Linked DNA regions of Homo sapiens: region 2 is linked to region 1. The links are chromatin loops, found by intact Hi-C in ENCODE. Cell type or tissue: CD14-positive monocyte. All regions are shown on one strand.

Evidence for each region. A loop is a pair of places that touch in the nucleus more often than their neighbours do. Peaks named below come from ENCODE experiments on the same cell type or tissue, not always from the same donor. Only the 100,000 strongest peaks of a DNase experiment are listed, where the experiment ranks them.
Region 2: a loop joins it to region 1, with 2.2 times the contacts of the local background. A loop is called at or near these places in 5 of 110 quality-filtered maps.

Annotation. Positions count from the first base shown.
Region 1 is chr11:107,926,000-107,929,999 of GRCh38, forward strand. It overlaps RAB39A (RAB39A, member RAS oncogene family), which reads left to right and starts at 2,449. Exons shown (of 2, transcript NM_017516.3): 1 at 2,449-2,796. The coding sequence starts at 2,570. RefSeq lists silencers at 2,185-2,674, 2,705-2,924. In CD14-positive monocyte, no CTCF peak of the experiment used is centred here; DNase peaks (open chromatin) are centred at 2,232, 2,932, 3,372 and 3,972; H3K4me3 peaks cover 2,202 bases; H3K27ac peaks cover 1,919 bases.
Region 2 is chr11:107,838,857-107,842,856 of GRCh38, forward strand. All of the region lies in intron 1 of SLC35F2 (solute carrier family 35 member F2), which reads right to left. Among named protein-coding and RNA genes, the nearest start is that of SLC35F2, 18 kb to the right of the region's middle. RefSeq lists enhancers at 1,325-2,524, 1,820-1,869 and a silencer at 3,071-3,130. In CD14-positive monocyte, no CTCF peak of the experiment used is centred here; DNase peaks (open chromatin) are centred at 2,055 and 3,325; H3K4me3 peaks cover 1,519 bases; H3K27ac peaks cover 2,154 bases.

The sequences.
Region 1 (4,000 bases):
CATGTTTATAGGCTGAGGAGCAGAAGCCACTGGAGAAGGGGAGATTCAAGGTATAAAAGGTATGAAATAAAAGTCAACTGTTGGGAAAAGCCCCAAAAAGATAAGTGAAAGGGGATTAAACACAGCCAACACCAATTCCTCCAAAACAGCAAAGGAAATAGGGATGAATATCGATATAAGAATTTGGGATGTGCACAAGAAAAAAGTGGAATTGTTGAAAATTTTGTTTTGGTAAACACACACTTTTTTTTTTGAGACGGAGTTTTGCTCTCGTTGCCCAGGCTGGAGTGCAATGGCACAATCTCGGCTCACTGCAGCCTCCACTTCCCGGGTTCAAGCGATTATCCTGCCTCAGCCTCCCAAGTACCTGGGGTTACAGGCATGTGCCACCATGCTTGGCTAATTTTTGTAGCTTTTTTTTTTTTTTTTTTTTTTTGAGACGAGGAGTCTTGCTTTGTCGTCCAGGCTGGAGTGCAGTGGCACCATCTCAGCTCACTGCAACTTCTGCCCCCCAGGTTCAAGCGATTCTCCTGCCTCAGCCTCCCGAGTAGCTGGGATTACAGGCGCCTGCCACCGTGCGTGGCTAATTTTTGTATTTTTAGTAGAGAGGAGGTTTCATCATCTTGGCCAGGCTGGTCTTGAACTCCTGACCTTGTGATCCACACACCTCGGCCTCCCAAAGTGCTGGGATTACAGGCATGAACTACTGCACCCGGCCATTTTTGTAGTTTTAATAAAGACGAAGTTTCGCCATGTTGGCCAGGCTGGTCTCGAACTCCTGACCTCAGGCGATCTGCCCGCCTCGTCCTCCCAAAGTGCTGGGATTACAGGCGTGAGCCACTGCGACCGGCCTAAACACACACTTTTATTTATTTATTTATTTTCTTTGAGATGGAGTTTCGCTCTTGTTGCCCAGGCTGGAGTGCAATGGCACGATCTCAGCTCATCACAACCTCTGCCTCCCGGGTTCAAGCAATTCTCCTGCCTCAGCCTCCCGAGTGGCTGAGATTACAGGCATGCACCACTACGCCCGGCTAATTTTGTATTTTTAGTAGAGACGGGGTTTCTCCATGTTGAGGCTGGTCTCGAACTCCTGACTCAGGTGATCCACCCGCCTCAGCCTCCCAAAGTGCTGGGATTACAGGCGTGAGCCACCGCGCCCGGCCTAACACACACTTTTAAACTGTTTCACTTTTTAAAGATAAACCTTGACGTCACTATTACTCAATTTGAGGAAAGGCACAAGAAAGTAGTAAGATCTCACCAGAATTTAAGTTCTGCTTTGTTTACTTACATCATTAATCAGACATGAGCTAAGAGACCACCTGTTCGCTTTTTTCTGACTTAAACAATGGAGACCAAGGAGAGCTGAAAATTTCATGAGCTTCTCAACATTTCCCCGGCTTTTTTTTTTTTTTTTTTTTTTGCCACTGTCCCCAGGGTTGGAGGGCCCCAGAGGGTATGGGGATGATACTTGGCGTTTCTCACTCTTCTGTGGTACTCATAGCAGTGAAGAACAGACAGTGGCAGCACGCAGCAACAGCCAGAGCCCTTGCTAGAAGCACCCAGAACTGGCTGTGCAAATTTATTTCAATCCTGCCCAAAACTCCTTCACCTTAAAATGCCTTGGAGGTGGCTCTCATCAAGACAAGAAAGCAGGGTGTGGTGGCTCACACCTGTAATCCCAGCACTGGGAGGCTGAGCCTGGAGGATCACTTGAGGTCAGGAGTTCGAGACCAGCCTGGGCAACACAGCAAGACCCCATCTCTACAAAAAGTTAGAAAATTAGCGGGATGTGGTGGCCCCCGCCTGTAGTCCCAGCTACTCAGGAGGCTGAGGTGGATGGATCGCTTGAACCTAGGAGTTTGAGACCAGCCTAAGCAACATAGCGAGACCACATCTCTAAAAAAAAAATTTTTTTTTAACCCAGAAGAAAATTAGCCAGGTGTGATGGCTCACACCCGTGGTCCCCGCTGCTTGGGAGGCTGAGGTGGGCAGATCGCTTGAGGCTGCAATGAGCCGAGATCTCACCACATCAATCCAGCCTGGGGGACAAAAAAAAAAGAGGAATCAAAGCAATGACCCAAGTTATGGCCTCAGGGACTTCCAAAATCAGAGCCCTAATCTGACCAACCCGCCCTGACGCCTGTAAGAAAACGACTCTCACTTTTCATTGGCTGACCCTCCCGGAGTTGAGACCTTGCTTCATTTTCCTTGGTTGTTGCTGCTGTCACGTCTTCCCGCCACGCCCACTTTCCTGCCGGCGCCCAGTGAGCGTTGAGGGAGAGTGATTTGCAGCCGGTCAGGGGCGGGAGTTCGCGGCAGCAAACCTGCTTCCCCCTCCCACGCGCCACCGCCCCCGCCCCGCCCCCGTCCAGAGGCCCCGCCCCTAGCCGGGCCTGGCCCCGCCTCTCTCTCCCGAGAGGGCGGGCACCAGGCGGCGGCCGCAGCCGCAGGAATATGCTGGAAGGCGGCGGGCGGGCGCCCGCGAGGTGCTGAAAGGACAGTTCCCGCCGCCGAACTTAGCCCGCGGGTGGGGCGGCCCGGGAGCCAGCGGGGCACGTGAGCGATGGAGACCATCTGGATCTACCAGTTCCGCCTCATCGTGATCGGGGACTCCACCGTGGGCAAGTCCTGCCTCCTGCACCGCTTCACCCAGGGCCGCTTCCCCGGGCTGCGCTCCCCCGCCTGCGACCCCACCGTCGGCGTGGACTTCTTCTCCCGCCTGCTGGAGATCGAGCCGGGCAAGAGGATCAAGCTACAGCTCTGGGACACGGCGGGACAGGAGCGGTTCAGGTAGGGACCCCGGGGACCTTGGGCACCGCGCCGCCCCCTCAGCCCGCCCGGACGCCCCTTCCCCAGGCGTCCGCCCCGCCGGCCCTGGTCGGGAGAGGCTCTGGCCCTTCCCTCTCGAAAGTGCAAACACTCCATTCTCGCTTCCCCTTTGCCCCTCCTCTTCCAGGGACGACTTCCTCCTCCGCAATTTCTCACTTCTTTCTTTGGCGCCCATTTCCTGCGCCCCCTTTCCATCTTTCCTTTCCCGCCTGAACCGGGGTCGTCCTCGCCGCCCCCTCTTCCCCAACTCTTTCAGCCCCTGTGGGTATTTTTATCCCCTCCGGCTCCCCGGCTGCCTTCTTCCCAAACTCGGCTTCCCTGGCTGCGCACAGCATGACCCGACCACCCTCCTCCAAGCAGGCGCCCCTTTTCCTACCCTAACCCAGCGGCTCCCACGCTGTGTGGCCGGGGAGAACCGCGAGGGAGGGTTCCCAGATTCGTGATGGATCCTTTAGCTTCACAGCAAGGAGCGCTCCAACCCAGGTTCCTGCATGAGCTCACTGGGCATGGTTCACAGAGAGGTGGATGCGGTAATGGTTTGGGCACCTCACAGCACTGAATGTGGTCATCAGAAATACTGGGTCATGACCCGTGGGAATGGGTCTTGTAGGTTAACTAGATGCAACATCAGGGACACTGGCACAGCTGAGGGTGTGTGTGTGTGTGTGTGTGTATGTGAAGGGTTGAGTTGTCTTTAGAAGTTTGTCATGTTTGGTGGGAAAAAGACATATATTGAGATTCGCCAGGAACTTTAATTTTGCTTATGATCAGTACTTAACGTTCCAGGGTGATAATATTTCTAAAGACAGAAGGAGGGATCCAAATGAATAGTCTCCTCCTAAATATCCGCTGGGGACATGAAGGGTTTCACAAAGGCGACTTGTGTAAATAAAAAGTAAATGAAATTATATGCATTTCCTGAATATTTGAGATGGAAGCAGGTTTAAAGCAAATTTTAAATGTCTAGGATTCAAAGGCACTTCGTTTTAGAGGAAGATGGTGAAACTGATGTATTGTACTGTTCTGTTTCTTAAAGACTGCATTATCCATTGGAACTCATTTAAGGAAGCATTTTGCGTTAGTCAGCAAGTACTCTGCTTGTGAAATGCAGTGTTCCATGAGGGGACTTCCCAAACATGGCTTCCCCTCGCCCCCAGCCAGCATC
Region 2 (4,000 bases), 87 kb before region 1:
GACCTCAGGTGATCTGCCCATCTCGGCCTCCCAAAGTGCTGGGATTACAGGCATGAGCCACCACACCTGGCCGATAAGTTTCTCTTAAATATCACAAAAACTCTTGTGAGATAGAGATTATTAGTACCATTATACTGTTGAAAAATAGTTGTAACAGTTTCAGCTGTTCAGAAGTAACTTTTCCAAGATCAGAAAATTAGTAAGTCTACATTTTTCCCGTTCCATACACTACTTCCCTGACAACAATAAAATATACCATATGTAATACTGACAATTATGATACCATACAGGGAGATCAATTGGTACAAATTACCCTGGCTCTGGCTGGACGCAGTGACTCACTCCTGTATTCCCAGCACTTTGGGAGGCCAAGATGTGGGGATCACTTGAGGTCAGGAGTTCAAGACCAGCCTGGCCAACATGGTGAAACCCCGTCTCTACTAAAAACATGAAAATTAGCTGGGCGTCATGGCACATGCTTGTAATCCCAGCTACTCAAGAGGCTGAGGTGGGAGGATCACTTGAACCCAGGAGGCAGAGGTTACAGTGAGCAGAGATCACACCACTGCACTCCAGCCTGAACAATGGGGCAAGACACCGTTTCAAAAAAAGAAAAAGAAAACATATTACCCTGCCTCTCTAACAAAGGGTACTGATTAGCCAAACCCATATGGTTATATGTTCTACAATTATTTTAATAAGGGGTGTTCTGATAAAAATAAGGGAAAATATAAAATCCATGTATGATATCCTTCTCTTTGTCATCTGGCTTTCATTGGCTGAAAGGAGAAAGCGTGAAACACATTTTCTTTTTGAGACGGAGTTTCGCTCTTGTAGCCCAGGATGGATTGCAATGGTGCGATCTCGGCTCATCGCAACCTCTGCCTCCTGGGTTCAAGCGATTCTCTTGCCTCAGCCTCCTAAGTAGCTGGGATTACAGGCATGCGCCACCACGCCTGGCTAATTTTGTATTTTTAGTAGATATGGGGTTTCTGCATGTTAGTCAGGCTGGTCTCAAACTCCCCACCTCAGGTGATCCCCCTGCCTTGGCCTCCTAAAGTGCTGGGATTACAGGTGTAAGCCACCGTGCCCAACCTGAAACACATTTTCATATCAGCTATTCTCTTTGGATATGGGTCAGAGGAACTTAAGTCTATTGCCTAGATTAGGGGGAAGGGGGCAAAATAAAGAGGGCAGCATTCAACTGTGGGCAATATATGGAGTATGTGGCCTCTGCCTCCAGGATCCTCCCTCCCCACAACTCTTCTGTGAGAAAAATTCTAAGAGGTGCACAAACATGGACACACTCCAAAAGACACAGAGGAGCTCCAGGAGGGCTGAAAAGGTGGGTGCTGGGGTGGGAGGCAGGTAGGATCAGGAAGCATAGGATTAGGGTTGGTAATAAACGTGCTGCCATTTCACAAGTCTGGATTGCAAGAGAGTACATCCCTGAGACAGGCATACAACCCTCCCTCTGCCCATCCCAGTCTGGCACAGGGACTGAGCACAAACAAACCCTGTTCTCAACAGGCAGCCAAGAAGCCACATAAAATGTTCAATTCTTAACACTGCCTGCCCATTGAGGCAGAACAGAAGGTTCTGAAGGACGATTCTCTTTAACTATTGTAAAAACTAGATTTCCCTCATTGCGGATTATCAAAACAAAAATCGCTTTCAACACTTGAGGGGTTTGTTCATTTTGTGTTTTGTGTGATCTAAATTGTCCAATGCAATCCTCAGATGAAGATAATCAACTGGCATGCAGCTGGAAGAATGAAGCCAACAGCAAACGCAATGCACAAAGGCTTACACAGAATCCTGCTGTGGTTTGGACTCCTGGCTCCTGCTGCTTCTCTGGTCTCTCTGTGGTTTGGCAGCGTAACCCTCCATGATTCTGTAAAGTAATAAATCCTCTTTTTTTTCTTTCCTATGCCAGTGGTGAGCTGGACACCACCAGTACCTCTAACAACTGACCTACTACACTCGTCACACACCAATCAGGCACCTGAAGAAAACAGGAGTCTGTGACTAATCTAGAAAGCTCGTGGAGACCTGGCCCAGTGAGGGAAGCGGAGGCGGCGAGGAGATTTCCTATGAGTCATGTCATCCCTTCTAGTCTTTCAACACCCTACAGGCCCCAAACCAGAAAAACTGTCATACGCCTCCCTTAAACTAGCTTCAACTTCTCCTAATTTAATCCAGACAACTCTGAATAGGCTCAAAAACTTTTCAACTTCCACTACCACACAAGAACGAGGATTATCGGGGAACCTGATGCAAGCCCAAAATTTTGTCAGTCTCAGGTGGGATCTTTAAATCCGTTAAGTTGCAATGTGTATAGAGCAATCTGTTTAACAGGAAAATAATATGGAAAAGGTGGGTATTTCACAGAACAGCAGCACTTCACAGAAGTACACTAAGGCCGGCCGGGTGTGGCAGCTCATGCCTGTAATCCCAGCACTTTGGGAGGCCAAGGCAGGTGGATCACCTGAGGTCAGGGGTTCAAGACCAGCCTGACCAACATGGTGAAACCCTGTCTCTACTAAAAATACAAAAATTAGCCAAGTGTGGTGGTGCAGACCTGTAATCCCAACTCCTCAGGAGGCTGAGGCAGGATAATTGCTTGAATCCAGGAGGCGGAGGCCACAGTGAGCGGAGACTGTGCCACTGCACTCCAGCCTAGACGAAAGAGACTCCAACTCAAAAAAAAAAAAAAAAAAAAGTACACTAAAGCCAATAAACATAGACAGAGACCCAACTTCATTAGGGATCAGGCATATGTAAATTAAGATGTTATTTTACATTCATTTGACCATCAAAAATTTTAAAGCCTGGCCGGGCGCAGTGGCTCACACTTGTAATCCCAGCATTTTGGAAGGATGAGGCAGGTGGATCAGTTGAGGCCAGAAGTTCAAAACCAGCCTAGCCAACATGGCAAAACCCTGTCTCTACTAAAAATACAAAAATTAAGGCCGAGGCGAGCGGATCATGAGGTCAGGAGTTCGAAACCAGTCTGGCCAACATAGTGAAACCCCGTTTCTACTAAAAATACACAAAAGATTAGCCGGGCGTGGTGGTGTGCACCTGTAATCCCAGCTACTCGGGAGGCTGAGGCAGGAGAATTGCGTGAACCCAGGAGGTGGAGGTTGCAGTGAGCTGAGATCGTGCCACTGCACTCCAGCCTAGGTGAAAGAACAAGACTTCGTCTCAAAAAAAAAGAAAAATAAAGAAAAATAAAAAATAAAAATAAAAATACAAAAATTAGCTGGGCGTGGTGGTGTGCCTATAACCCCAGCTACTCAGGAGGCTGAGGCACAAGAATCACTTGAAACTGGGAGGCAGTGAGGCAAGATTGCGCCACTACACTCCAGCCTGGGCGACAGAGTGAGACTCCGTCTCACAAAAAAAAAAAAAAAAAAAAAAAAAAAATTAAAGCTTGACTGGAAGTTGTTTTACAGGATTTCTCATATACAGCTGGTGGAAGTGGAAAAAAAATTTTTAATTTTTTTATTTTTTGAGCCAGAGTCTCACTCTGTTGCCAGGCTGAAGTGCAGTAGCATGATGTCAACTCACTGCAACCTCCGCCTCCTGGGTTCAAGCAGTTCTCATGCCTCAGCCTCCCAAGTAGCTGGGATTACAGGAAATGTGCCACCATACCCCTCTAATTAAAAATAAAATTTTTTAATACCGCCTCACTCTGTCACCCAGGCTGGAATGCAGTGGCGCAATCTCAGCTCACTGCAACCTCCACCTCTTGGGCTCAAGCGATCCTCCCACCTCAGCCTGCCCAGTAGCTGGGACTACAGGTGTGTACCGCCATACCTGGCTAATTTAGGAGTGGAAATTGGTACGACTGCTTTGGAAAACAGTTTGGCATTATTTTATGAAGTCTAACAATCACCTGCCCTATAAACCAGCAATTCTGCTTCTAGATATATGTATATGTGCATGTCTGTGAATGAAAGAAGCCCTTTACACATGATCAACAGGAGATCTGCAT